Regions from separate parts of the Mus musculus genome. Here regions 2, 3, 4, 5 and 6 are each linked to region 1. Evidence: chromatin loops called from intact Hi-C (ENCODE). Cell type or tissue: heart. All regions are shown on one strand. Region 1 holds the start of Gm31495 (a long non-coding RNA gene). Region 2 has its middle 110 kb from the start of Usp25. Region 3 has its middle 51 kb from the start of Gm31258. Region 4 overlaps Mir99ahg (Mir99a and Mirlet7c-1 host gene (non-protein coding)). Region 5 overlaps Mir99ahg (Mir99a and Mirlet7c-1 host gene (non-protein coding)). Region 6 overlaps Mir99ahg (Mir99a and Mirlet7c-1 host gene (non-protein coding)).

Region 1 (5,000 bases):
GTCAGGTTTGGAACTCAAGTAGGTCAGGAAGTAGGAGCTGATACAGAGGCCATGGAAGGATGTTTCTTACAGGCTTGCTTCCCCTGGCTTGCTTAGCTTGCTTTCTTATAGAACCCAGGACTACTGGGCCAGGGATAGCACCACTCACAATGGGTTGGGCCCTCCTGCCTTGATCACAAATTGAGAAAATGCCTTACAGCTGATCTCATGGAGGCATTTCCTCAAGGGAGGCTCCTTTCTCTGTGATAACTCCAGCTTGTGTGGAGGTGACACACAAAACCAGCCAGTACACTGTTTTTTAATTCTACTTATCTGTACATCTATTTTTATGCTGGCAGCACGATGATTTTGCTGGTATGACTCTGTATATTAATTTGGAATCTGATATTATGATACCTGTAGTACTGGCCATTCTGCTTAGAGGTTTTTGTTTGTTTGTTTGTTTGTTTGTTTGTTTGTTTGTTTTTGACTAGTCAGCATCTTTCACATATCTATGTGAATTCTAGGATTGCCTCTATACTACAAAGAACATCTTCAGACTTTTGAAGTCTTGAACTTACTTTATCTCATTTATTTGTCTCCATTTGGAGACAATTGGTCAATTTTAAAACTAGACTTCTAAATTTTGCCTAATATTTAAACCATTTTGATATCCTTGAAATTGCATCAACAAAGAGTTTGATTTTTAGAGCAGCCATACTACCAGATCGATTGCATTTCTTTCTGCATTGCAATTTACACCTTTGGGTTGGATACCTGTCCAGTTTTATACCCTTTTATGAAAGGGTTTTCCTATTGAGACACATTCCCTAGTAATTTTAATTGCCACTGCCACTTATAAGAGAAAAAGACTCCAGCAATAACAACTCCTCTAGAAACAAACTAGATATTTGAAAACAGTAGAGTAAATGGTTGGAAATTAAAAACTACGTCCTCCTCTAGGATAGTAAAGGAAGGCTCTAAGATACAGGATAAACTGAGCATGTAAAAATTAGTAAGGACAATGGGGTTGGTAATTCATAAAAAAAAATGCAGGGATCGGAAAAATAAAGGTTGTAAGATAGGAAAGATCCCGGATGATGCTATGAGAACTTCAGTGAGGAGTAGTGATGGTTGGTTTTCATGGCAACTGCCATGAACTGGAATAATCTGAATAGGGATCCTCAACTGAAGATTTGTCCTGATTGCCTTAATTGATGTGAGAGGACTCATCCTGAGTGAGGGGCAGCATGTTCTGCTAGCACCCAGATAAAAAGGGCATGGTAGAAAGATTATCCTTCCTTTGAGAGATTGGCCTTCTGTGTTGTTTCTGCTCATTCCTTCAATGGTATCAGCACCAGAGTTTCCAGGCTTCCATTGTTGACTAAGGACTGGCAGCTCTCCAGGGAACTTCCATGTTTCCTCACCACACTGGGACTGCTTCATGGACTAACCAACTGTTGGGTTGTTGGTCTCTGCGGTGTGAGACTGTGGGAGTGCTCCAACTGCTGAGGTACTGAGTATCAAGGACTTAGCAACTACTAGGTTTTCAGAATCCCAGGTGTAACAACTGTATTATTATTTCAATGTAAGCTGATATAGTAAGTATATATTCATCCTACAAACTCTGCAGACTCTGTCCTCTAGTGAATCCTGATTAATATACAAGGAAGATCAAAATAAGACAGGAGTAGAACTGAACAAAACAATACAAAATGCTGAGTGAGAATTTCCTCTCTGAGTAGATAAAGGAGATGTAATTTTATAGTTTATTGTGTGTGTTTCTATGTGTGCGCCCATTTGTATGTATGTGTGCGTGTGTTCGTATGTGTGCGTGTGTGTGTGCTGTGTATATGTTTATAGATGTGTGGGTGTGTGTTTGTATGCATATGCGTGTGTGAGTTTGCAGTTGTGTATGTTTGTATGCATGTGTGTTTGTGGTGTGTGAGTTTGTGTGTGTAATGTGTTTTGACATATTTCTTTTGAAGTGCCAACAGGTACACCATAAAAGGAGTTGAGACCGGTTCTACTTTTCCTACTAGAGTGTGTCAGTCACTACAACCAATTCTTGGCTGCATTCCTGTCACTGTTGCCTAGATCAAGTTCCAGGGATGTAGGGAGTATAGGAACTTCTCTCCAGCGGCTCTGACAGCTGAGCCTATGGATGATTGGTTGACTACTCCTTCACACCACAGGCATTGGCCAGCACTTGTGCATATGGGAAAGTAAGCAGAGGTTGTATTTCCCCACCAAATTCTTTTGGTTGATAACTTAGAAAGTCGTCAAACAAAAAGCAATTTCTACAGAGTCAAACTGGATAGTTGATGAAGAACAGAAGTGTAGTTCTCACAAATTTGTTGACTGAGACATTCAAGATCAGCGTGTCAACATGTGTGGTTCAGTAAGAGCCATTTTGCTGCATCTTCATGTGGTAGGAGGAGATAGGAGCACACCACCTCCATAGTGTTCTTTCAGTGACAATTGTCTTGCTTGTCTTCCATTAGGGTCCAGCTCTAAACATGTTACCCTTCCAATACCAGTTTCAGAGAGGAAAATGTCTTCAGAGAGTAATGCTTACCCATCTCAACTGTGTAACAGAGCCATGGAACAGGATGCAAACCAAGCATTCCCAAGCCTCTCTGGATAACAGGATAGATGTTTGTGATGTCTTTTCTGCTTTCTCCATGACATTTTAGTCGTATGGCCTAAATGACCCCACCAGCAGAATACATAGACTGACTTGCAAACAGAAGTGTTTGAAGTCTTTGAAAAGCTGATCTGATACACCTTTGTGGTTCAAGAATACACTAGTAGTTTGATGGGGTGCACGGGGTGTGTGATACTTTATACTTTATATTTTACCGTGATGCCAGATGAAATGCAATTGTCTCTGGTACAGTAGCTTCAGGGGAGCTCTATGAAAACATCATGCATATTCTGAAAAGAGAGGAGGCCTTTTGGTTTTGAAATTCATGATCAGGTTTCCTCTCATTGCATAATTCCTGTGAGGATTCAGTGGAAGGAAGCATACATAATTAAGAGGAGCTCAAGCCGAACCAATATCCCTTTATTTAGGTACAAAGAAATTTCATTGAAACAATGGAATTGAAGTGGAAATGTGTTTGAAGCAGTTGTAGTTATAATTGCTTCCACTAAGGTGTGCTAGATCTCTAACTATTATCCACATGCCTCTTGTGTTACTAGATGCTGAACAGTGAATTCAGTGCTCACTGCCTTCCCCAGCCTGGCAAGCTCTCTTGCAGCGCTTTCTTTTGATCAATGTACTGCACACGAATTCATCTAAAAACACAAAGGAAGACAAGACGAGCATTTAAAAATGTCAAAGGAAAAGAATAGTCGGACATTGAGGGAGTGATTTTAATAAACAGGATCTGATATTGGTTTTAATTTTGTGAAAATAATTCAGTCTGTCGGGAAATTCTTGAAGGCTAACCCGATAGAGGGAATTTTTTTCCAGGCATTTCTTTCTTTTAACAAAACTCATTAAAGTCTTATTATTATGTACAAGAAATGGTACAGATGTCAGCACTCTTTGCTTTAATAGCATATCTATATGACTCCCCAGCTAACCTGCCATGTTTTAAGTCTCTCAAGGTTCCTGAGATCATCTCATGGAATCTGAATAATAATACAACAGAGTAGTTCTTATAGAAATGCCCCAGGTCAGAGGAGACAGAGGCCATGATGTTTGTGTTGACAAACTTTTGTTGAGTAGAAAGAAAAATTAATTCTTCATTTGCAGGACTGAACTTAGTTTTCCAAGTATTAAATTCACCAACCAGAAACTTATCAACTGGGCATACATTTCTATGTATTTAATAATTAATCAATGATAGATTAAAAGATTTTCCAGGAGAATATACCAACTTTCAGATAGTCTCATTCTGTGTGTTCCATAGAGGCTTCTCCACATCTGCCTTACTCTGGCAACACATTTTTACATGCAAATACTTCTTTTGGTCATACAGTTACATTTGGGATTTAGTTTACATTCTTTTCTTTATTATGTTGTGTTTTCAGTTAAAAAAGGGATCTCACTGCCCTCTTTCCAGTCGGCATGATGATTGCAAGGTCTGGAGCTTATCTTGGTCATAATTTGATTCCAAGATTTTAGTTACATTGACGAATCATTGTGACCAATGGTTATTTGAGTAAAACTTAAAATATTAGCTCCACATGTAAATTATCCTCAAAGAAAACCCTTGAAAACTATGGACAGTGATAAGTGGACAAACAATAGTTTACATTCTGCTTTTAACATCTGGAAATGAGCTGATAAGTAAATGTGTAGTCAGAAATTATCTTTAAAATGACAATTTTATTAGACTGAACTAAACATTTTCCATTAAGTGATGTTTTTCAAAGAAACAGTTGTATTTTCTTAACTTTATATCACTATAAAATTTTCCTTCTACACTGAGACCAAATTTCATATTTATAAAAAATCTTTTTGGCTATAATAAGGCTCCTTTTATTTGTAGGAACTTCTAAGATAATTATAACGAGTATGTAATAAGATAAGTTTGTTTTTATAGATAGAAAGTTTCATTTGAGGATTCAGGAAAAATAGCGTGTATTTCTATTTTCCCATATAATTATTATGTTAACAAGTTGGAGAAATATAAAATAGCATCTATGGTCTCACTGATATATGTTGTTTAAATAGTAGTAGAATAATCAGGAAGCAATTTAGTATAGTAAAAATTTTACATTATTAACCTAGAAAGCCCTTTTGTTAGTGAAATAATTTAGGATGATTTATTGTAGCAATTGTCTCCATAATTATCACTTGCTAAATAATAGTTATTTCCTAAAACCTTAAATGAGGGAGTAAGATTCATTAAGCCTGATTTGAATGCATCCAGAGGTGGAAAGAAATATTTTGTTTGACAAAATAGAAACCCAGAGGAATTATTATCCACTGGAATAGAAATATAAAACAAATAGAAGTCCGTACACCTGGTATGAACTCTGGGTTGACGTTCTACAGAGTGAATGTT
Region 2 (5,000 bases), 1.0 Mb after region 1:
TCTTGCACAAAACATCATGACCAGGAAGCAAGTTGAGGACAAAAGGGTTTATTCAGCTTACACTTCCACACTGCTGTTCATCACCAAAGGAAGTCAGGACAGGAACTCACGCAGGGCAGGGCAGGAATTTGGAGGCAGGAGCTGATGCAGGAGGAATTTGGAGGCCTTGGAGGAATGCTGCTTACTGGATTACTTCCCCTGGCTTGCTCAGCTCGCTTTCTTATAGAACCCAAGACTACCAGCCAAGGGATGACACCACCTATAATGAGCCCTCCCACACTTGATCACTAATTGAGAAAATGCCTTACAGCTGGATCTCACGGAGGCATTTCCTCAAGGGAGGCTCCTTTCTCTGTGATAACTCCAGCTTGTGTCAAGTTGACACATAAAACCAGCCAGTACACCATCATACCAAAACTATCAGACACAGCGATGTGCCACCTTCTACTAAATGACCCACCCCACCCCCTTTTCCAGCATAAGAGGAGAGGAGGTCCTGATGTCTGGTTCTATCCTTTAACCACTTTATACACTCAAAAACTTGATAACTCACTATCTGAGTGATTGGGGTTTTGTGGTTTTGTGCAAATAATCACAATCTTGGTTCTTTCAAACAACTGATTTTTTTTTTCATAATCAGTACCTTGTAGGTACTCAGGGTAAGTCCTCAAAATCAGTCAGATGTAGTACAATTAATGAAATAACCAGGGACAATGGATTTTAGCTTTGAGGTGTTATAAAGAGAGTTACGAAAGATTTGGTATCATGCAGAGAGAAAGCCCAGGATCTTTCAGCACTACACAAGCCCCCACCATCTGCTAATGAATGTTGAGAGCAGGAGAAATAGCCCAGGGAAGGGTATACCAACTGTTTTTTAAATAACAAATGGAGAACCCCCAAAACATACATAAAGTAACATTTCATAGCCTGAGATATTTGTGTTTATGTATTTAGGATCACATATATGTGTGTGTGTGTGTATATACATATGTATGTATGTATATATGTATGCATGTATCAACAATTAATGAAAAGAGGCCAGGTATTTGAAAGAGAAGTGGGAGGGGGAGAGAAGTACTAGGGAGAGATGGGTCTGTATGGAGGAAAAGGATGGAGAAATGATACTATTTTATAATCTCAATAAATAAAAGAAAGAATTTTAAAAAGGAGTGTTGATATTTTTATATATCAGAGAACGCCAGAATTTAGAATAAAGTGCAGACTGTCTTAAGAAAATGGTGACTTTATTCACTGATGCAATAAAGGGACAATGTTCCTAGGACACTGCAATCTTCCTGCACTCTGTCTGTCGCACTGCTGACTTTCTCTGTCTTTCTCAAGGACAGACATGTTCAACATCTGCTCAAGTTTGGTAAGATGTCTCAGCAATTTTAAAATAGACATAACTTTTATTTAGTGTTATCCCAGCTTAATTTTTAGTTATCAGAGGAAAAAATACAAAGGGAACAGGGCTTTTACTTCCCTGCTGAGCTTATCCATAAGGGAAATATAATTTTGCCACAAGAACGTACAGTGTCCCACTAAAGATCAATGCATAGACAGAGAGCATGCCCTTTCTGGTTCTGGATTCCTGACTGGTCACAAGCACTAAATTAACTAACAATAGCTCTCCCAAGGCAGCTACTTCATGTCTGTAGTATAAGAAGATAATTATTTAAATTGTATCACATTTATTCAATATTTACTATACGTGTTTGCTGAGTTGAAGACAAGCCTATGTTCAGGCCACAAAAGTATACTAAGGCACTGATCTTACCATGAAAGGTTGTATATTACAGTCCTGGGGATGCTAAAACACTGGGATGTCTCATGAAGTATTGGGAGCCATCCTTGGACAGAGATTGTGAGAACAGCTACGTGAGTCCAAGCAATGGATTGCCAAATGGAATCAAATGGGCTTCGGCAATATTAGGTCGAATTTTATATCTATATTCAGCTGAATTACAAAGAGTGGCATTGCAGCATGGTCAACCATTTTTTTTCTGAAGACAGTTGAAAAACAAAGCCACAAATGAAAAGCATTCTGCAAGCAAAATAGAAGTGATGCTAGTAAGAACGGCAGGTTCGATTCTCCTGTTTTATTTCCAGGACAGGCACAGTATCTTTTCAGCTACAGCTAAGAGGCATGGGTACAAAAGGATCATGGAAAATTGTCTCTGTTAACTCTCTTGCTCATCTTGTTCTATTAACTAAGTAACTCATTTTTTTTATAACTCTTGAGAATAAAGGAACAAAAATACACACAAATATATATAAATATGATTGGAATGTAAATTAAATAAATACACATGGAATGAAAATGCTCATGGATTTCACAACATAAAAACAGAACGACTTTTGAAAATAAAAGCACACACATTTCAGCAAAGATAGGCATTCTCTCTTCCGATTTTATTTTACTATTTAAGTTCTCAAATGCGGTATTATAACACCACCTACTGGGAAGCGAGAAGAAAACAGCTCAGCTATCTAAAGATCTCTTCCTCAAACTAGAAGCATTTTAACAGTTAGCATAGAGAAATTTAAGGAACGGCCAACATACATGGTGACAAATAGCCAGAGATGACAAATAGCAACAGATTGCCATCATTAACTAAACCCCTCACAGGTCTTGCTGCCCCCTTATTTTGGTTTTCTCTTCTGTTGTTTCATGGAGAGAAAAAAGCGTTTTAGTTCTCTTAGCAGTGTTTATTAATTAGAACACAGCCAGGTTTTTCTTCTGACATTGAGAAAAGTTTGCTTTTTTCCCTCGTACAGTGATGGACTGACACTGTTTTAACATTTTTCTCTGGCGTCTGAGGCGTCTTGCCTTCTGGCTGTGTGGCCCGAAGTCCTGTTGTAACTAACTCTCTTACACCTCCTGAACTGCTGAAGCCACTGCGTGCTTCCTGCCTCTGTTGTCTTAGCACCTCTCACCTCAGTGCTCTTACTCAAGGATGTCTGTTCCTAATTTTAAAAACAACAACAACAACAACATACAAACAAACAAACAAACAAAAAACTTGTCCCTTAAAGTAAACATCAGAACTTACCTACTTCATTTGACACTCTATTCTGTGGGTTTCCTTCAAACATAGGCCTGTTCTTTTTCTTTTGGGGGTTAATATAATCATCTCTCCCTTTCCTTTCCTACCCATAAGACCCTCCTCTCAGCTAGAGAAAGTACCCAAGGAGCTAAAGAGATCTGCAACCCTATAGGTGGAACAACAATATGAACTAACCAGTACCCTGGAGCTCTTGACTCTAGCTGCATATGTATCAAAAGATGGCCTAGTCGGCCATCACTGGAAAGAGAGGCCCATTGGTCAGGCAAACTTTATATGCCCCAGTACAGGGGAACGCCAGGGCCAAAAAGTGGGAGTGGGTGGGTAGGGGATTGGGGGGAGGGAAGGGTATGGGGGACTTTTGGGATAGCATTGGAAATGTAAATGAGGAAAATACCTAATAAAAATATTTAAAAAAACCCTCCTCTCCTGGCTTTCAAATCCATTGGCTTTTTTTTTCATTAATAGATATTACGTGCATGTATGTATATACATAATATATACACCCAAATACAAACTGCTCAATCTGTATAGTGTTACTTGTGTGTACATTTTCAGGGATTACAATTTGGTATTGGATAACCAATCGGTGTGTTCTTTTCTGAGGGAGACTGTTTCTCCCACTCTGAGCATTCCTTGTTTGCCTGTCATTCTTGGTGTAGGGCTGCAGCCTTCAAATGCCCTCAGAGCTCAGTTCTGGCCCTGCACTTCTCTGTGTCATCATATTAAGTTACAGAAAATATGCTTAGTGCATCGCAGAGCTGAGCCTTCTTTTCCACTCCCCAAATTGGCAGTGCCCATTGAAAGCGTGCAAAATAAACTTTAAAAATGAAATCCCATACTGGAAGCAATCCCGAAGGACTCCAGATATCCCTTTCAAATCACATATCACCCTCAAATGGAACCATTTCCTGAAATGGCTGGCCATCTTTATGCACCTTCCATTTTTAATTTAGTTTAACCATCTGTGAGCGCCTTCTTGTAACTTGGCTTTAACTTGGGTTTTGGAACATTTAATACATGAAACTCTACTGGGTGCACAATTGTGCGGCGGCGTTCATTCATGGTTTCTTCCCATTGATATAAGTGGCTTCAGTGAGCATGCTTTTAATTCTATGTAATAATCCACTGCATGCATATGGTGCAATTTGTCAGTTGACTGCTGACAGATGTAGGTTGTGCCCAGATTTGAATGTTATTTCTAAGAATTCTTCGGACATATAAACTGAGGCATGTGTGTCTCAAATATATTCAATATATAGGATACAGAAGATACATAGGATCTGCTGAATGATGTACTATCAACTTGAAATATTTTGGTTGCGAAGTGGTTGCACTACTTTAGACATTCACCTACATTATATGGTGAGTTTACCCTGTGTTACATCCTTCTGCAGCCTCTGGCAGGGACAAAGCCTGACGTCAGTCTTAATGTGTTTGTAGTTTCTCCCTTGGTCTAACTGAACCCTGATTGCTAATGAAGTTGACTATCTTCCAGGATTATCATTGGTTGAGTATTTCTGATTTGGTGAAATGCTGCCCATGTGCATATATATATATATATATATATATATATATATATATATATACACATATTGCATATACTTTATTTTTAATGATCAGGTATTTTCAGAGATTTTAATGCATTTCAAATCATATATGCATTTTTCTCCTTTGCAACTTACTTCCTTTGATGCCCCTTTGTCTTCTGTGACTTACAAAGTCTTTCAAAACCACCATTGCTGCTTGCAGTTTGGCACTGTACTCTTTCATACTTTCTGGGCTCTGTGTTTCTATAATCAGTTTATTGACTCTGCTAAGTCACAACTTGGGAATATCTCAAGGAACATAGCATAATGATCTTAGCCAACTCTAGCTTTCACAGTCTTGTTACCTGGACACAGTCCTCTTGCACCTTGCAGATATCTCTGTCGA
Region 3 (5,000 bases), 910 kb after region 1:
AATGCAGAGACTTGAAGCCAAACACTAGGCAGAGGAAGGGAACCCCATAGAAGAGGGGTTGGGGGTGGATTGTAGGAGTCAGAGAGGTTGAGGATACCATGAGAACAAGGCCCACAGAATCAACAAAGCAGGGTTCATAAGGGCTCACAGATACTGAAGTGACAAACACTGGTCCGGTAAGCAGCTGAGCTAGGTCTTCTGCTTATACCTTATGGTTGTATAGCTTGGTGTTTTTGTGGGACTTGCAGCAGTAGTTCGAGCTGTCTTTGACTCTTTTACCTGCACTTAGGACCCATTTCATTCTACTGGGTAGCCACAACCAGCCGTGAGATGAGGGGAGATGCCTAGTCTTATTCATCTTGTTAAGCCATGTTTGCTGGATATTCTGCTGGGAGACCTGCTTTTATTTTCCTATAGCATATGACCTTTTCTCTATAGTATCCACCAGCTTGAAGAAGACAAGAGAAGAGTCAAAGAGTATGGCCTCTGTAAGAGGAGCTCAAACTAACTTAATTTGTCCTTTTCTCCTGAGGTATGTCCCAGAACTTAATGGCCCAGGGTTGCAGAGGAAGGGTCCAGGAAGCCTCAACTGGATATCTCAAATGAGGACAGGAGTTCGCTACCTCCCCTGCTCCAATCTGGCACCGTAAAGACAGCGGCCCAACCATCAACCCTAGTAAAACATTATTATCCTGACAGTCAGGCTTCACTCCTTGTTTGACCTTATAAGGACCTCTACCCACACCCTACAGCCCCTGGATATAGAGATGAAGCATCTTTCTACTTCTCTGTCCTGGCTAAATGATGCATAGCACACAAACCTTGTCCCAGAGACCCTGGCCACCTCCCCAGGGTCATAAATACTCCTTTCTTCCCCTCAATAAGAGGACCTGTTGTCTGAAGCTGCTCTGTGCGTGTGTGTACTCATCACCAAGATCCTGTACTGCACCTACCTGTGCTAGGCTAAGCTTCCCTCTCTTCAGTCAAGCTTGGTCTACAACAAGTCTGGCTACCCTCTGAGGGGGAAGTGGACACAGACACAGGGCAGCTCTGAGGTATATATAGTAAACAATGCTTGATAATGAGAAATGGGGCAGCTTTTGAGGGGATCGTGTTAGGATGAAACTACCAGCCTCTTTGCATCCTGGGAGGTTGCTAAATCCCCCCCCACACACACACACACACAAAAAGTGTACTATCTTTCCATGCTCCGTTGTATCTTAAAACTTATGAACACTGGGTAGCTTTCTATGATGATTCAAGTCAAACTGTTATGTTTGTTGGATTCCTAACTGGGAGATTGCCTTAATCAGATTATCCAGTGGGAATGTCTATAGGACACTCTTGGTTGATGACTTATATAGGAGGGCTCACCACTTATACAAGAGATAATACCACTGCTAGGCAGCAGGTCCTTGACTATATAAGAAAGCTAACAGAGCTGAAGCAAGAGAGCAAGCTAACCATTAAGCAGGGTCCCCAAGGGGTTCCCGCATCTGCTAAGGCTCCAGTTCACCAACTTCCCTGTGATGGAACTGTAACCCAAACGCTTCTTTCCCTCCCGTGAGTTGCTTTCAGTCCTGGTGTTCATCACTGTAAAGAGAAAAGCAGATTGGTACAGGAGCCATCCTGTGAACACTCATCCCTTCATCTGAAACCATCTCCTCCCTACAATAAAATCCAATACCCACAAACCTGTAATGACTGTAAACTGTTGTCACCACTTGAAATTCAGTGACATAGAAGAAAAGTGAATGTTATAGACTCAAGAAGATGAATAACCAGCTTTGACAGTGGACTAAAAAACTGGCTTTCCATGAAACTGGAATATTCAAGAGTATAATAGAGATAAGTTTAGATTCTCCTGTAGATATATTGATTAGAGCACTGTAATTTTTAAAGAAATTGTCATAATCATAGCAAGCAATAGTTTACAAGGCACTATAAAACTGAACTCACCTATAACAGTTTCATGGTGTCTTAAAAACAGGACATCAAATAAAAATAAATTGAAGTTTCATATAGGAGCACCGGATTCCTTAGACGTGTTTGTGAACAGCCCGCTTATGTGGTTAAATACAAGACAGAAGACAAAAACAAAGCTGTTACAGGAAGACTTGATCTACTGCCATCTAGTGGAAATTTAATTTTTACTTATTTTATTGACTACCAAAAACAAATCTAATTTCCAAATGCTACAGCTTGTAAATAAAACTGTGTCAGTTTCTTTCATTCTGTAGAGAGAGGTTACACTGTAGCCATAGTACCCCTGACACTACTCTGAAGTCCTAAATTGAATACAATCAAGGAAGTTACACTTTCCAGTGTTTTATAGTTTGACTTATGAACTTATTTATTTTAATGGCCTTGCTTATAACAAAAGAAAAGGATGCTGGAAGATCTCCCCTCAGCTACATTCATCATCTTGAGAATGGAAGCAATAAACATGTTGATTTACCAATGTTGCATGAATAGCTGGTGCCTCAGCCACAACAGGACATACCCTCTTCTCGTAATCATTCTCTTTGAAATACTGTAGAGGCAACAGGCTTTACGTCCAGTTTTCCTTGATCAGAGCGCAGCGTTGACTTCTCTTTAAAGTGGGGTTAGGACTTTGGCTTTATTTAAAATCACTTGATCCTGCTATCTTTTTCCCTTATAGTATTTGAAACCTCGGTTGGAACAGAATTGAAAATAAATCAGGAGAAGTGGGCCTGGGGCTTTAAATTGTAAACCTATGATGAACGATATATTTTCAGCCTTGAGCCCCTCAAAAGTCATGGTGGAACGGGAGCTTGTGCATGGTACTCCCCGCCCCACTTCTATAGACTTAGTATTAGAAGCAAAGGAGACAGTTCCATGTACTTAGAAGAGCTGTTGTTTATGATTTCTAAAACATACTATCACTTTGAGTGGCAGGTAAGGAAGTATACTATTGTCCCGAGTGAGTGTTTGACCCAAGAAACTATGTATTTCCCTAGCTGTACTAACTTCCTGTTCAGCAATAGGATGAGTAAGCAAACCAGGAAGCAACTCAGAGGGGCCAGTCACAGTTGTTTGGTTTTTCTGGCTTAGCCTTTGAAGAATGGAAGCTGGTCATCTTTAAGAGCTAGAAGGAAAGAGCAGATTTAAGGGAGCGACGATGACACAAGAGGAAGGAGACTCATTAACTGAGCAAGTTTCTTGATTGATGGAAGATACAGTCTTGAATCCTAAGAGGAGTTAGCACTTCCACAGGAGCAGGCAGTGGGTGTCCACATCAAAGACAGCACTTGTTGGACAAATTTCATGTGGATTTTACATGAAAAGAAAATATATTTATTGAATTTTAATGAGATCTTCATATTCGATCTCTATTAAGTTTGTGTGTTATAAATTTGTAATTTAAACATCAACGTTTTAAAGTAACTATCTTATAAATTCATTATTTTAATCCATGGGTGTGTTCCTCATATGAATCTCTACAGTATTATTGCTTCTAGGCTTAGCATGAAGATATACAAGTGATAATAGAATGAAGTTTAATAGTTTTTAAAAGATGTATAAATTTTAAAACATTCTGTTTAGCCCAAATAATTTAGAGTATAAAACGATGTATTTTCATTTTTTCACATTTTATTTTCAAATTTATGCTACAGAAGAATGTTACTTTTATGGCCAGCACTCTTTCTAAAATTGCAATTTAACAAAATATGGTTCTTTTTCTGAGTCAACCACAAATTGCTTAGTGAACTAGGACAAACCAAAGATCAGTTCTTTCCCACACTTCCCTGAGCACGTTTGAAAAAATGTGGAATTAAGCCATTATTTTCTATCTGTGTCAAACTCTGAATGGTTCTGAGTTTATGATAACATTGTTCTCCTCTTAAATAAGCATGAATTAGTATATAAATTGCTTATTATTCCCTTTATACTCATGAGTCATTAAAATTTTAAGATATTCAGAGGCTTTATGGAGATCTAAATAACAGAAGAGTATGCTACCACAGCAGATAAATAATACTAAAAGATCCAGGATGCATTTTAAAGGATGAATTATGAATCTTGGTATAAGTGACAATAACCTAGTCTCGATTCAATAAATGACAAATAAGTTTTCTATTCACACAGAAAATTTAGATAAACAGAAGAAAATATAACAACTACCAGGAAAAAAAATGGTTTCCTAAGATCCTTATTTACTAAAGGAAATATGAAATCAGGGACAACTTGCATAGTCACTACAGAGAGACTCAACATGCAAGTAAGACAATGAATGGCAGAAAGGAGAATGTACGCAGTAGGAGTCCATAGTACAAGTTAATCTACTCTATGAATCAGATTTATTGTTTTTCATCCACAGTCCAGGGGCTGGTGCAAATTAGAGCACGCTAGTTATTAAAGGCACCTATTCTTTGCTCACACATGTAATAAGACAGCAGAATCTTATCAGTAAAATGTAATGCTTTATCCTTCCCTCATTGTTACCCATGGTTTACCTTCCTTCAATTCTAATTACTCATGATCCATGTCAGTCCAAAGGCGTGACCCAAAAGCAAGCATGATAACCCATATATGAAATTTCACCACTAAGTAAGAAGACAATGAGATCAAGGCCAGATTGCAGTGAATCGTGAAATAGCAATGGGTCTCAAAAGTATTTATATAAAAGCTCAAGATATAAATAATCTGTAATTTTTAAAATGTTCAATATTGGTAGCAAGATGCAATATTATAGCACCCACTACACCCTCCTATTATCTGAATTATTATTTTTTCATATTTGCTAAAATTCAGGTTGTATACATCTCTTGAGCACTATTCACTTGCTAGCCATTTTGACTACCATGTGGAATGGTGTGGGATCTCAATGTTTCTGCGCAATGACTGCAAACCATACAACTAGTAATGTGTGTGGAAATGTTCATAAAGTATATTGTTATAATAACCTATGATCTTATAGCCTATTAGCTATAATACTAGTTGTTAATATTTTAATATGTGTATTTTATGCATTAAAC
Region 4 (5,000 bases), 610 kb after region 1:
TTCACTTTCACATTGTCTAGACTGTGGTGTGATTAAGCATGGGTTTAATTTGGACAAATGCTGGCCAAATTAAACTATGAAGGAAGATGAGGGAACACTATGTCTAATTTGGGGTTCTAGACTCTGGAGAGAGAAGGGAAAGGCAGTGCTGATGGACTTCTGGAGTTAATCTGGAAGTGCTTAGATAGAAAATGAGCATGACTTGAGGCTCCATCCCTCCCAGGGATTTTGGGATCTGAGGCTGTGTGAGTTCTCATTTATGCCTGAGGTCATTAATGTACAACTGTGTCTTCTACATGATTTCAATGTAAATAGTTCTACCTTTCAAACATAATCAGAATTATTTAAAGAACCTATAAATGCACAAACAGAACCATACTGACCATCCAAATATAAAATAATGGAATATATTTTGCTAAAGTTGTAGCTTAAGAATCTATGTGAGAAAAGATGGGTCAGTTTTGGAGAAGAACTATAATATAATTTAGAGGAAGTAATTAATGTCTACACTTCCATGTATGGTGATATTCTTAGTTAACTTTTCTGTTCATACAATAATGCCTCGTGACCATTGCAACTTAGAAGAGAAAACTTTAGATTGAGCTTTCAGTTCCAGGCTGATAAAGTGAAGGCACAGAGGCAGAAACAGTTGAGAGCTCACATCTCAAATCCCAAGCAAGATGCAGCGGGCATATTGCTGAAGGGACCCTGATATAGCTGTATCATACAAGGCTATGCCAGTGCCTGGCAAATACAGAAGTGGATGCTCACAGTCATCTATAGGATGGAACACAGGGCCCCCAATGAAGAAGCTAGAGAAAGTACCCAAGGAGCTGAAGGGGTCTGCAACCCTATAGGTGGAACAACAATATGAACTAACCAGTACCCCTGGAGCTCGTGTCTCTAGCTGCATGTGTAGCAGAAGATGGTCTAGTCAGCCATCATTGGGAAGAGAGGCCCCTTGGTATTGCAAACGTTATATGCTTCAAAACAGGGGAATGCCAGGGCCAAGAAGTGGGAGTTGGTGGGTAGGGGAGCAGGGCAGGGAAGGATATGGGGAACTTTCGGGATAGCATTTGAAATGTAAAGAAAGAAAATATCTAATAAAAATACAAAAGAAAGAGAGAAGTGGGTAGAAATAACTAAAATTGCATAATTCAAAATGACTTTGGCATAAGTGAAGATTTATTCAAGTAAACCACCAGTATGCTAGGAAGAATACGGTTGGTTTATTTGTTCTCTGTACAAAGATGCCATGAACCATATTAAATGATGACTTTAGTAGTTTCTTAAATAAAATATTTACTGTGTGGAACTTAAAAAAAAAAAAAAAAAAAAAAAAAAAAAAAAGGAATTCCACTACTCTCCTCAGGCCTGAAAGTCCACCCCAGCCATGTACTTCTTCCATGGAGACCACACAGCTTAATTTTTCTCATGTTTTTCCACTATTGTCACTAATTATTCGAGTGGCTGAGACTAATGGGGAATATCTCATTCAAACCACGCACTTTCTTCCCTTCCCTACAAGTGAAGTTAGCTTTCCTGGCGAATGAAAAGCAGGTTAACAGCATACATCCTTTCTATTTGAAGTTGTTTGTTTTATATATCTATATGTATATATATATATATGTATATATATATATATATATGTGTGTGTGTGTGTGTGTGTGTGTGTGTGTGTGTGTGTGTGTGTACATATGTGTTTACCATTGCACTTCTGGAGAGCTTTCCTTTCCTAGGAGTTAATCTTAATCTTGGTAAATACTGTTTCATATTTAAAGACAAATTTATCTTAACAGATTACAAATATAGAATTATATTCAGACACCAAGGAGAGAATGGCTCTGTTATTTACCCAAATTTAATGAAACCAAGTACAAACATTTTGAATTATTGTCCAGTGATTTTCAAGGAAAGCCCATGGAAAAGTATGCACTCCTGTTCCTGGAAGACCCTGCTCAAAATTTGTTATCATTAAAATGAAATGCACATTTGTACTTTAGAGCTTAGTGCTTTTATGAAGGAGGTCTGTCTCTTCTCTATATTCCTTCTGTTGGATATAAACACACACACACACACACACACACACACACACACACACACACACACACACATACACACTCCATAAACAGTTGAACTTCAGACAATTTGGAAGTCTCTAAAAAGTGGCAGAGAAGCATAGAACTTAGAACTGAATCTACTTTATTTTGTAAAAGAAAAGCACAATAAAAACCCAGAGAGGATCTCTAAAGATAAATCGGCCTATAAAACTGGACTAGTAATTTTCTACAAAGCACATAGTATTCTTATATCTCCTTTTGCATCTGTAAAATTAAGCCCTTGGTTTTTGACTAACAACAGCAGAAAAGTAATATGAACTGTGCTATTAAAACCATATTATTTTTATTAGGTATTTCTCATTTCTGTGAAAGCATGTCTCTGTGCAAATATTATTTATATCAGAAACAAGCAAGTGAACATTGTTTTTTTAAAGTGTATATGGATACAAAAAGTGTTTAATGTATGTTGCTTTGATTTGTGAAGTGTGACAATAAATGCATGGCTAAGAAAACTAAAAAGTAAGACCCTTTAAAGCGCTTTCTGAATGAAAAACACCTCCTTTAAGTAAAATAACGTTGACCTTACTATTCAAGTGTATAATTTTTTCCGATAATATATTTAGTGTTTTGATGATTTTGTATGAGAATCTAAAAGTGAACTTCCACAGACTCTCAGCTCTGCCTGTTAACTACATGGACTCAATATGCTGAGAGTAAATATCAGGAGTGTGGGAAGTTTGCCTTACCAATAAAACAAATAAATCCCTTTCATAAACCTATTTTTTCATATGCAGAAATATTTCTAGAATAAGTTCACTTATATTATACAGTGCTTGATTGTATGGCAGGAACGCCAATGTTGTCGACTCATTGTACACAATATTGAACATAAGGTATCTATTAGTGTGTTAGACAAACACAATTTGAAAATGATAGCTGAATACAGATACAGTGAGAATAATGACACAGATTGGTGGCAATATGAGGAGATTATTACAGAGATAGTCCAGGACCAGCTGCCCAGAGAATGGTACCATTCACAGTGGGGCTCTCTGACTTCAATTCACAGTTAACCCAGTCCACACAGACCTGCCTACTGGCCAATTTGGTACAAGAAATATCTCACTTGAGGCTCTCTTCTCAACTGATGTCTAGGTGGTGTCATTTTAAGAACCAACATTGTCCATGACAACCATACATGCTCACTGAACTTACCAACTCTGAACTTTGAGGGTGATATTAATTTAAGGGGCAGTTACAGTATTATATACAAGTAGTATGTTAGAATACAAGAATGTAAACAAGTTTAGAGATAGGTTTATTTTTTACTGAATAGACATAAGATTAATTTTTCCCCATGTACATTTAAAAACAAAGTTTCTTTGAAGATACTATATTTTAATTATCTTAAGTATATAAGCTGATGGAATATCTTTGTACTATAATATCTATGATCTTAAAAATGTCTCCAGTCTAGCAAATTAAATACTCAGATAGTCTATAACCATACTGTACATTTTATTGCTTTTTATAATTACTGTTTTCCATTTTATTATTTTTTCTTTGGAAGTAGCTATCTAAATATTTATATTTTTGAAAAACATGAAGGTCATGTTTATTAGTACTATTTAAAAAGTAATATTTTGAGATATTTTGCATTAGTCATTAGAAGTACTTTACATAATAATAAAATCACTTCAAAATGTTGCTTAAACATGGGAAATATTTAAGGACTTTGTATTTTGCACATACACATATATACACATACTCCCTCTTAGAATCATGTGTTACATAAAGCCATAGTTTTGAGAAACTATGTTTTGGGTGGCAGGAAGCTCAGGGTCTCTGGTCTTACACCATGGCACTGCTGTCTGACACTCTAGTCTTTGATTCTCTAGTGTACTTTTCAGCCTCCCCTCCTTTGTTGGAGGAAGTTAACACACACACCTTTTCCGAAACCCTTTACTCTGTTCATTTCCTGGGCATCTTTTGTGTGCTAGGCACATTTATGGGTATTAGGGATTTATCAGTTAAAAAGCCAGGTTGCCACTATGGTGGTCCTGTACTCTATAAAAGTTGTGGAATTGCTACTGGATTCCTCAATTTGACACTTCTGTCATTAGATCAGCTTCTTGTGGGAGCTTATTCTCTGTGTTGTAGGGGGTTGAGTTACATGTTTATCCTTTAATAATTAGATACCATTAGCACTAATCCACTCAAACTATCCAACACATTGCTTGTTGTCCCTGGCTTCTTAGGATAGAAGTTCTGGGTTTGGTAATAAAAGTATCGTTCATAATTCCATATTTATGTCTGTGATTATTAAATAATATTTCCCTATAATGTAATAACTATCTATGTAGAATAAAGAACATGTTCCTCCACCATAGCACTTGCCATTACTAGGACTATCACTAGTATATAGAAAGTATTTACATAAATTCTTGTTAACTAACCTAACATCAATGCAATAGTGAATTAATAATCTTTGCTCAAATAATTTACTTATGTTGTAGTTGCTGCACTGTTTTTTGAGTGTGTACATAAATGTGCTGTGTGTGTTTGTATGTGTGTGTACTGTGGGTATGCATATGTATTCAGAAGTGTGGTTATCCCTAGAGTTGCAGGTATGAGTGGAGACCATATGTCAAACTCTTGGGTTTTTTTTTTTTCCCTCTCAGGAGCATCCACCTTTTCTTCTGAGATAGGAGTCTCTTACTAATGCCCGGATATGCAAATTTTGCTAGACCAGCTGGCCTCTGAGCCTCAGCAATACTCCTGTTTCTGCCATCCCAGAACAGGGATTGCAGAGGATTGCAAATAGATGCCTCTATGTCTGGTCTTTGATCTTTTTCTTTTCTTTTCTTTTCTTTTCTTTTTTTTTTTTTTTTGTGCTTGTTTGGAATCCAATTCAGGCCTTCATTTTTACTAGGTAAGCAC
Region 5 (5,000 bases), 620 kb after region 1:
TAAGATTAAACTTCTAAGATGTTTATAATTGCAACATAAAATATATCTGAACCCTCTGCAAAAATTGTGCAATCAACATGAGGATATGTGATATTCACTATGAAGCACATTGTCTGTCTGTCTGTATATATGTCTGTGTGTCTATAGGTCTGCGTTTTGACTCAGCAGTCATAACCCTGCCATACACAAAGCCATCTAATAACTGGATGATTTGCAAATGTCTTCCACATGGGCTACAGCTATGCGTATGTAGATGCTGCTACACTCAATCCTGTAACTGTAAAGCAATACAATCAACATAAGCAGATTCACGTTTTTATTTTACTTTATTTTATTTTTTATTTCCTAATGTGTTAATGCTCAACGGATCTTTTGTTTTGTGACAAGCACAATGTGAGGACCCTCAAAACCCTCATTTATCATTGCTCTTCCCTCCCTCCCCACTCTTTCTTTTCGGGTGATACTTATTTCTAACGGCTTATGATCTTCACTGGATAAGAAGAAGACATTTGAGGTCGAGAGTGTGGAGGTTCAGGGTGGGAGGGGGGGACGGCTATTTTGAATCTTCTGATGGTGAGGTTTCGCTCACTAAGGAGCTCTCTGTGGGTTTCTGGCATTGTGTTTTGTCTGCTTGCAAGTGAGCCGGTGATCGATGGGGAAAGTGTTCATTGATTTGTAGTGCCTGCGCGCTGCAGCCAACCAGCACTAGAGTGAGGAGGCAGCATCATGAATCTCTCAACTATGCATATTTATATGCAGCTGCTGAACTTCGAAACCTCTCGTGAATACAAAGTACTTGTGTGGCCACCAGTTTGCACAATGCCGTCCTGCTGCATGTTCTGATATAGCTACTGTACGGGAGAATGGATGTGGGAGAGGGGCACGGTGGGATAGAGAAAGGAGAGGTAAGGGCTGGGGGTTGGAGGGAGGGTTGAGCCTTGTACAATTCCTCATTAGAAAGCAACGGAAATGAGGTGTGTGTGGGAACAAGCAGGATACGTTCTAATAAATGCTCTCCTTGCCTGAATCTCGAGTTCCACAATTGATTAATGGAAACAATGAATTTATGAAATTCTTGGGCAAATGGATGTATCTGGAGGATATCATCCTGAGTGAGGTAACCCAATCACAAAAGAAGTCACTTGATATGCATTCACTGAGAAGTGAGGCTCCCTGATAACGATGTGGTTAAAATATGCTGGCATCATTGAAATCATCATAGCAATGAGCTGTGCGCATGAGAAAGTAACCTCCCCTGAGTGAATCGCAGCTTTGCTTCGGGAGAGAGTAGATGCGACAATATAATGGGAGGGAGGGGTGAAGGCAGGAAGATATAAAGAATTGTTAATATTATTGGGAAAAATTAAGTAAAGTGAAATGCAGGAGGATGTTAAGAAAAATATATGAAGGGGCATGCATTTGAGAGTGGGGATAGAATGGGAGGGGCAGGAAAGAGGCAATAAAGCTACAGGGGAGGTTAGGAGACCTGAATATTCAGACAATATGAAGAAGGACTGTAAATAGGAGAAATAAAATAGGGAAAGAAACAGCCAAACAAAAACTATCACGGTGTGTGTGTGTGTGTGTGTGTGTGGGGGGGGGGGGGGCACAAGATATGCCTTTTCCACAGGAGACATTCTTTTGTTGAGAAAGATGCATTTTATATAAAGTACAGAGTAAGTCACAGATTTTTTAAAAAGTGACCAAATTTTAATAAGATTACGGTTTACAAACAGATTAAATCTGTAAACTTGGAGATTTCTATACCCAATAATTAAAGCATATTTTCTTAGTTTTTAAAGGCCTATAGTTAAAGATAAGAAATCTGGGTTGGGGGATATGTTTGCAAAATTGAAAGTCAAATTGAAACATCACTATTTTGAAATTATCTTCATTCAGAAAGTTCTGAAGACCAAACTCAGTTCAATATTGTTAACCCCAATAGTGCTACGGGGCCTCCAAGAAAAGCTCATTTTATTATGAGATTAGGGCTTGTCTCCAGCTGAAGTTTTATCAAAGAAACATAAAAGGAAACCTCAAATTCAATGTCTAGGTAGTTTCACTCCAGTATCAAAACCAAGCTTTATATGTTTCCACATAGAGTTACAGCATTGGTACAGACCAAAGTGCAGCTGCTCTTTTGACCATCCTATCCAATGGCCTTCTTCCAAGTCCTTCCCTCTGAGATTTAAGGAAAGCTGTCAATCCTTAGCTCTCAAAGGCTTAGGAAAATGGATGGAAATTGAATGTTAAAAGGCCAGCACATACTGTGTTGGTATTAGATTCCAATATTACTAAGCATGTCCAGACTTTTAAAAAATATACAAAACCTCTGGTACGCATAAGCACTAGCGCGTGCACACACACACACACACACACACACACACACACACACACACACACACACACACACACATACACACACAAACACACACAAACACACACTACATATACACACAAAAGCTTACTCTATTTTCAATGATGTCAAACTCTCTTCTAGCAATGTTCTCCCCCTAGTGGTGAGTCAGCACAAAAAGTGCCTTCTCAAGTGGAAAACCTAGTTTCCTTCCCAGAATTGGTGCTAAACATAAAACAATGTGAAACTTTACTTTTCTCATTGAAAAAATAATAGGAAAACAATATTCTCAATTTTAACATAATGTTTTTCTATTTTAAAATTTTAAATGATTTAACCTTTATCAGAGTTATGCAATGATTATAAACTCATCCATGTGCATATGCACATTGCTACAAGGACATTTCTGAGGTTATATAATAAGTGGTTATCTTTTAATCGGCTACCTTTTAGATTTTACTTTACAAGTACTTGTAAATTATTTCCATAGACAAACTAAACCTGAATGCTAAGGACATAAAAGGAAAACTACCAGGATTTAGTCTTATTTCTCATTTACAGGTCTAACCATGGAATTCTTACCATCCTCCTTACCCCATCCTGCTGAAATATGGAAAACTCTTACTGTTTATGCCCTCAGCCTAGGTAGCACAGAGTCGAGGCAACACTGAGTGCATTTTTTTTATATAATTTATCACACCAAGTGATAGTCATTGATTCATGAAAGATACCGTGGTTTCTTTACATGGTAATCAGAGTTCAAGTCTCCACTGAGAAATCATTTGTGAAAATTCTGATTCTGATTTGATTCTAAAAAACAAGAAGAAAGGAAGTCTCGATTTACAGTTAGAAATCTAATGCTGGGTTGGAATTTTTCTCTGTTCAACATGGAGGTTCATGAAGGTTCCCATTGTTTTCAGTTAATAGATGAAGCTGATGGAGGCAAAAGAATTTCAGACTGTGTGACTAGAATTTGTGGGTCAAAGAGTAATAACGTAAATATGGAGAGAAACTCTCCGGGGTGTTTCAAAGGTAACCAACTATCATTACCCTTTGCACAGTTACACAGCATTAGGCAAGAGGCAAAATTTTAAACCAAAACTTCTTTAAAAAACAAACTATGTCCATGAATTGCTTAAAAGTTGTCTGTAGACATTTAAGGAGAGGACATACTCTGTACAAAAAGTTTTGGACAATTTTCTAATTGTATGTTAATATCCATCTATATACATAACAAATTTTGCTAAGTGGTGATTAAGGTAAGAGACACTCAGAGTTGGTAACACTCAAATTAAGGCTATGTGAGTGTTTTCTTAAATTTGCTTTCGAATAAATGTTCTGAACTAGGGATTTTAATATCATAATTTACTAAAAATTACTTAATTTAAATTTAGAAGGTAGAAACCAGAATGACATCAATATATACTAAAATATCAATTGATCCTAATTTCCTTTCCTCTAGATAAGAAAACAGGAGATACAGCCATATGAATGGAAATGAGCAGGAGGTGGCGGTTTCACTGAGGTTTATATGAGGTCTTTTGTTTATGTTGAGCTGATATGCTCACTTGATAATTCTACAGTTGCATAACTATTTCATGTGTTACGTATAACATCATCTCTAAAGATGTATTTATAGGTATAACACTGTGACTCTCACCAGGCACAGTCTGGTTCATTTCACAGATGTAAAAATACTGAATACAAACAAAACCTATGACAAAGTAGCTCTCAGCCACAGTGGTCTCCTTTATCACTAAGTTGTAAGGATGTCCCTCAAGTAGAGTCTACCTTCCTCGTGTTGAAAGACCAGAGTTGCTACTGCATATGTTGTTTGCTGCTATTATGTATATCTTTCTTTCCTCCTCTATTCATTCATATATATATATATATATGGTGTGTGTGTGTGTGTGTGTGTGTGTGTGTGTGTGTGTGTTACCAGGAACCAAACCCACAGTCTTGTACACTGAAGGCAAAGGACTACATGCCCTTTCCCATTTTGTGTGCTATGTTTCCACTGTGTGATCAAAACAATCTGCACTGAAATTTCTTAATGAAAATTTTGGTGAGATTGTTCGGAATGATCAGGAATTATGCAGAAGTTTTAATCTTGGATGAGTCATATAATTTTGGGGTAGCTTTCTGCATGTGTGAGACATCTAAGATAATAGTAAAACTGATTTTCAAATTTAATAAAACGTATAGCAACATTTCTGAGGAATGTAAACATTAAATAAGTAGTATTTCCTGCAATATTATTCTTAGAAATATTATCAAAATAATAGAAGCAAACTGGGATAAATCCAGCGAAGCACAAACTCATCAAATCCTTCCAATTCCACCACAGCATGAAAAAATGAAATCAAACAATTAAAAATAAACAAACTGTACTTATAGTCCTGCCTGCTTACTTAGATCTAATGCACCCATTAACCAAAGGAATGCTGAACAGGTCAAAGGTGCAATGTTTATTTCCAAAGTTACTTAAAACTGTATTTAATATTTTCTTGCTTGGATTGTTTATTTGCAGAAGAAATAATAAGCATGAAAGTCACTATTAATAGGCCTTTGCATCAAGTACAAGTCAAATAATAATAACTTTAAGTAAAAGAATCTTTAAGAATATTGTGTAATATTATAACCA
Region 6 (5,000 bases), 710 kb after region 1:
TTTATTACTGCATCAGTCTGAATTCCATCATCCATTAAATAAAGTCTAATAATCGTATTCATAGACTTCATTGTGCAGCCTGTGCTTGATAGACAGCACTGGCTTCAAATCTTCCTGTTGCTCTTCGTCTAACATGCAAGTCTGGTTACCAAAACTGCAGAGTGATAGAAATTACTTTCATTTATAAAACACCATAAGAAGAAAGAATTTTCAGAAAGAGAATTAAAACATTTTATTGACAGTGCACATATTTAGTGATCAATGCCAACTTTGGTTCGTTACAGCAGCTCTTTATTTTGAAATCTTTCTAAATATGTTACTTGTTACTCTGAAAGTTCAATAGCGATACACCATCAATTGAAATTTAGTGCACTCCAGAGAAAGCATTAAACCTTAGTTTCAAAATTGAAGACGTATCAACTCATACAAACGTAGAGACCAACTGTATGAAAGGAATGTTTTCAGGTTAATGCATGCCTTTTCCTCCAACTACATCATCAACCTTTTCCTTTTAGTTAAAACTTTAGACGTATGAATATATCTCTCACTTTAATAATGCATCACAAACTATGGACGCCACACAGCTTTCAAGCTACATAAAGTTATTGATGGCACAATGATCACAGAATGCAAGCATGTGCAATATGATTTGTTTGCGAAACAATAGATATTTTATGGTCCATTTCCTCCACAGAATGCTCAAAACCTTATTAAGTTTACCCAGGGTCTTTGCCCTTTCATGTTCATATGGTTTATATGTGCTGTGGCATGATGTGAATTGGATGTTAAACTCTACACATTTTCCTTCCCATCTGCTCTTGGTTCAAGGCCGTAGTAAAAGAGAAAAGTAAATAATCCCAGCTTTTCTTTAATATCATTCTTCATGTTTCCCACACTCAACTGAATTTTATTACAGAATCAGTCTCTGACTTCCTATTTATTTTATCCTTCGGTCAAACCTCAAGGTAACACCTTTCATGGGTTCATATATTAAGTTTCTTTTATGGAAATGTCAAAATTGTCTCTGTACTGAAGGAATCCAGAGCACATGCTTATATGCGCCTATAAATTTACTCTGCGATACTTATTGGCAATGCTGACATTTAGTGCTCACTATGTCCTATATGTAATGCAAAACTGTAATTACTTTCTTTTAACGTATAAATATGTTTTATTTCAGGTCATTTACTTCTTATAGGAACCATGAACACTTCTCTGACTGTGCAAGTGTACTAATGATTCTACGCGTGTATACACAAGATATGATGTCTAAGCTTCAGTTTGCTTAGTTTCCTCCTGAGGTTGCATACAAGGTAGGGAGTAAACATATATATATTACCAATTAAAAGGAGTACTTCCTCATAGTATGAGTTAATTGCACAATAAAAAAAGTAGTCTGCGAGAGGTCTTCATTTCTGAGATTTCTCTGATAAACTACCCAAGGTTCTAGCTAGTCAAACTATTGCTGACCGTGAACGGCCAGAGATCATCACCATCAGTGAGTTAGGAATTCTAGCTCTTACAGCCCCGAATCTGGATAGATCCCCAACATAAAGTATACATTGTAACTTTTGAGCACATCTGGTCTACACTATCTTAAATCTTTGAGAGTCAGTTTTTTGAGCATACGGTAAACCACCTGCATTCAAGCATGTGAAGAGAGAACTGTGTCCTTTGAAAAGTAATATTTGAATTTGGTGCGTCTTCACAAGATGTGTCAATCAGATACATGGATGAAACCTCCACCCCTTTGTCTCCATACACGGACTTAGATTATTCATTGAACAGGCTCCTGAATTAGACGATATGAGGTTGTGTTTGCTATATAACTCCCTGCGATACACAAGCTCTGGCTTGCTCTTTATGTCCTGAATTTCCATGGCTCAGACAGAGGTGGAATAAGAACAAGGATTAGTTGTTGCCACTAGAGGGCAGTAACAACAATTTAATAATACAAAGCATGTTCCTGCTTGTCCCCAGCACAGGGAAACAATGAGTTTGTGTGGGTGAGGTCTTAGGAACCTCTGGTTCTAAAAGAAGGAACAATGCCTTAGAGATAAATTAACTAAAACTCTTTTATTGCCATCGTGTTCAAATCACACTTTGCGAGGCTTTCAAGGTTAAAAAGTCTTGTTTGCATGTCCTACTCCTAACTATGAGAACAGGCTATTTTCTCTGGTAAGAGCTTGAAAATAGATGGCTGTTTATTAGAAGTAGGCTCTCAGCATAAATATTGAAAGAAATTCATTACTGTGGATTTAAGACCTTTCACTTTTTTATGAGAGTATACATACACAATTTCTAAGTGCAAGTGTTCAGAATTTTCATGGAAAATCATACTGGATAGACAAATTCGTCTTTTACTAGGTATCTCCCTCATAAATTCTCTATGAGCACCATAAGAAAATGCTCCATCAAGCTAAACAGTAGGAGGGAACACACGAGTTCGAATAAAAGGATGTAGGATTCTAGCACCTACAAATTCAATTCTATTGATATCCTCGTTAGCATTCAAATATGTCTGCTTGCTATTCTGAGGGTTTCCACGTGAATATTTAGCAATTTTCTCAAGGAAAGGGAAGAGAAGCTTCTTAATCAAACTGTAAGTTCCTTTGCAGATATAATTATGCAACCTCATTGTCATTCTTGATGCTCCAGGAATTGAGAAACACATGTTAATGTTGATCAGATCTGCCCTGTAATGACCCATACGACACTGGAAAGTGCAAACTCAATGCTCCTCTGACCATGAGGCGCCCCTAACTCTGTCAGAGTGGTCATTTACTGATACTTTTATATCTAACGAGATATAAAGAGCAAATATATAGATATACATATATATAGATAGACAGATAGATATAGATATAGATATATAGATATATAGATATATAGATATTAGATATGAAGACACCCATAGTGTATTATTCGAGTCAATATGTACAAAATCACAAAGTCAAGTGAGGTTTATACACATTTCTAGACGCTTACACTCTGTCCTTGTGCTTCCCTTTTATGGTGGGTACCTGGAATTACTCATAAGTACCTGACACCTTCACCATGCTGTAAGCTGCCCTGCGCCCTGCTCTAGACTGATTCCCAGAAGAAACAGATGGTTGGGAAGTGGGATGGATGCTAAAGCAACAGCCCCATAGCGAGAACTGGGAAACTGAATCCAATCCAACTTGAAAAGGTTTGCACGAAGTCCAACCGAGGTTGCCTTGGCTTATCCAAGACAATGATTTCTACATTTCCAAAAACTATTGTTTTATTTATTTAGCTCTCAAGGATGATGTGTTTGGTTTGTATTTAGAGCTATGCAGTAAATAAATAAAAAAAACCTATATTACAAAAAGGCAAGGTCTAGAGATTCAACCTTGACAGTCTGGCGAGTGGGTATTGTAATGTTACACAATCTGACAGTATCTAGGTGCTTACATATGGTATGCTAGACATCTTAGGTGTGTTTACATACTGAGGAAGAGCATGAATGGCTAAATGAAGTAGTTTTCAGATTGACAAAAATCTGAAGGCATGTAAGTTCTGGGCCATTGAGGGATAGGCCTGAATTTACATTTCTGTGTCTGAGGACTTCACTCTGTTTGTCACATAAATATTCATGAGAATTTATTTATTTCTAGAATTAGTCCATGAAAGATGTGTTTCTGGATAGGTGTGCATCAATATTGACACATGCAGTCTGAAAGTGTTGGTACTTCTCAAACTCAACTTTCCCATTGTGTTTGCAGCTAAAATCCATAATGAGTTCAGTATCAAACCAGTCAGTGGATGGCCACTTCTCCTTGGAGACTAGCCATAATTTCAGTTCTCTTCTATCGTGGGCTTGGACACAGACCTACATACTCATTTATGATTAAACTGGAGATACTTATTAAAAGGTAAGTATGAAGAATCATTACATTTTTCAGGACAATGATAATAATTTTGAATGGTCTCATATTTTTTCTTTTAACTTAACACATAGTGTAGAAACAAAACATATGAAATTTTCTAAACTACTAACATTCAGGTGCCAGACCTAAAAGAAAAAAATTCAAGAACAGCTTGTCTGTTTGGCTTTATCCCTTTGTTCACAAAATAATGTATTTAAGAACATAAATCATTACTTGACACTCGAGTTAGAAATGAACAATATACATCACATTTCCAGACCAAAACAAAAGCAAGCAAGCAAGAGAAAAACCAACAAAAATATCACACCCGCAATAAAAGATAATAACAAGGAAAAACTCCTGAACTCTGTACTTCATGAAAGTTGTTTAAAGTATGTGAGTTTCAATAAAACCAAAGAAGCAGTTGTGTGTGCCTGCAGAGCTCACAAAGGACTAATTTCCAAACACTTTTCTGCATCCAAAGTGCTGATATTTTCCCTGAGGCTTCCATTACAACTTTGATCATGAAAACAATAGTAACAATGCTGAAGAAGAAGAAGAGACTAGAACTCAGCATTTACAGTGAGCTTGCCAAACACCAGCACGGTAATAAAGAATCCATATTTTACTCAGGGCTGTGGTAAATGACTGTCCCACATAGTAACTCACAGCAACACAACAACTTCAATTACCTGCTCAAGAGCACAATTCTATCAAAGACGAGGAAAGGGTCTTGTTGATGGGTACCAAGAAGGAAGAGTCATTATTCTTTAGGGATACGGCAGTGGGTGGATTGCTCATACTCCCATGAGCGTTCATTATATGGCCATCAGTAAGTAAACTCACCGGACTATTAATAGTAACAACAAAAAGGAGAATGTAAAGTTTGAAAGCAGACAGCTGGGTGTGCTATAGGAAGTGGAAGAGAGAGTGGCAATTAGAGACGAGCAATAGGCGTTATGTAAGTGTGTGAAACTTTCAAAGAAGAAAACTATTATTTTAAAAGTTAAATTAACTCCTGAGAGTATTTTGTCCTTCTTAGAAGGAGAACAAAATACTCACAGAGGCAAATATGGAGATAAAGTGTGGAGCAGAGACTGAAGGAAAGGT

The links. Hi-C counts contacts between places; a loop is a spot of excess contacts. Peaks named below come from ENCODE experiments on the same cell type or tissue, not always from the same donor. Only the 100,000 strongest peaks of a DNase experiment are listed, where the experiment ranks them.
Region 2: a loop joins it to region 1, with 4 times the contacts of the local background. A loop is called at or near these places in 16 of 42 quality-filtered maps.
Region 3: a loop joins it to region 1, with 8 times the contacts of the local background. A loop is called at or near these places in 12 of 42 quality-filtered maps.
Region 4: a loop joins it to region 1, with 2.9 times the contacts of the local background. A loop is called at or near these places in 9 of 42 quality-filtered maps.
Region 5: it touches region 1 in a loop (6-fold over the local background); 9 of 42 quality-filtered maps call a loop at or near these places.
Region 6: it touches region 1 in a loop (5-fold over the local background); 10 of 42 quality-filtered maps call a loop at or near these places.

What each region holds. Positions count from the first base shown.
Region 1 is chr16:78,154,905-78,159,904 of GRCm38, reverse strand. It overlaps Gm31495 (a long non-coding RNA gene), which reads left to right and starts at 4,965. Exons shown (of 3, transcript XR_876180.1): 1 at 4,965-5,000. In heart, a CTCF peak has its summit at 3,123; no DNase peak of the experiment used is centred here.
Region 2 is chr16:77,126,341-77,131,340 of GRCm38, reverse strand. No RefSeq gene overlaps it. Among named protein-coding and RNA genes, the nearest start is that of Usp25, 110 kb to the right of the region's middle. In heart, a CTCF peak has its summit at 2,465 (motif pointing left); no DNase peak of the experiment used is centred here.
Region 3 is chr16:77,249,647-77,254,646 of GRCm38, reverse strand. No RefSeq gene overlaps it. Among named protein-coding and RNA genes, the nearest start is that of Gm31258, 51 kb to the left of the region's middle. In heart, a CTCF peak has its summit at 2,130 (motif pointing left); no DNase peak of the experiment used is centred here.
Region 4 is chr16:77,542,157-77,547,156 of GRCm38, reverse strand. The region is part of intron 4 of Mir99ahg (Mir99a and Mirlet7c-1 host gene (non-protein coding)); the gene reads right to left. Among named protein-coding and RNA genes, the nearest start is that of Mir99a, 54 kb to the left of the region's middle. In heart, no CTCF peak of the experiment used is centred here; no DNase peak of the experiment used is centred here.
Region 5 is chr16:77,532,740-77,537,739 of GRCm38, reverse strand. The region is part of intron 4 of Mir99ahg (Mir99a and Mirlet7c-1 host gene (non-protein coding)); the gene reads right to left. Among named protein-coding and RNA genes, the nearest start is that of Mir99a, 64 kb to the left of the region's middle. In heart, a CTCF peak has its summit at 2,538 (motif pointing left); no DNase peak of the experiment used is centred here.
Region 6 is chr16:77,441,174-77,446,173 of GRCm38, reverse strand. The region is part of intron 2 of Mir99ahg (Mir99a and Mirlet7c-1 host gene (non-protein coding)); the gene reads right to left. Among named protein-coding and RNA genes, the nearest start is that of 9430053O09Rik, 23 kb to the right of the region's middle. In heart, a CTCF peak has its summit at 1,915 (motif pointing right); no DNase peak of the experiment used is centred here.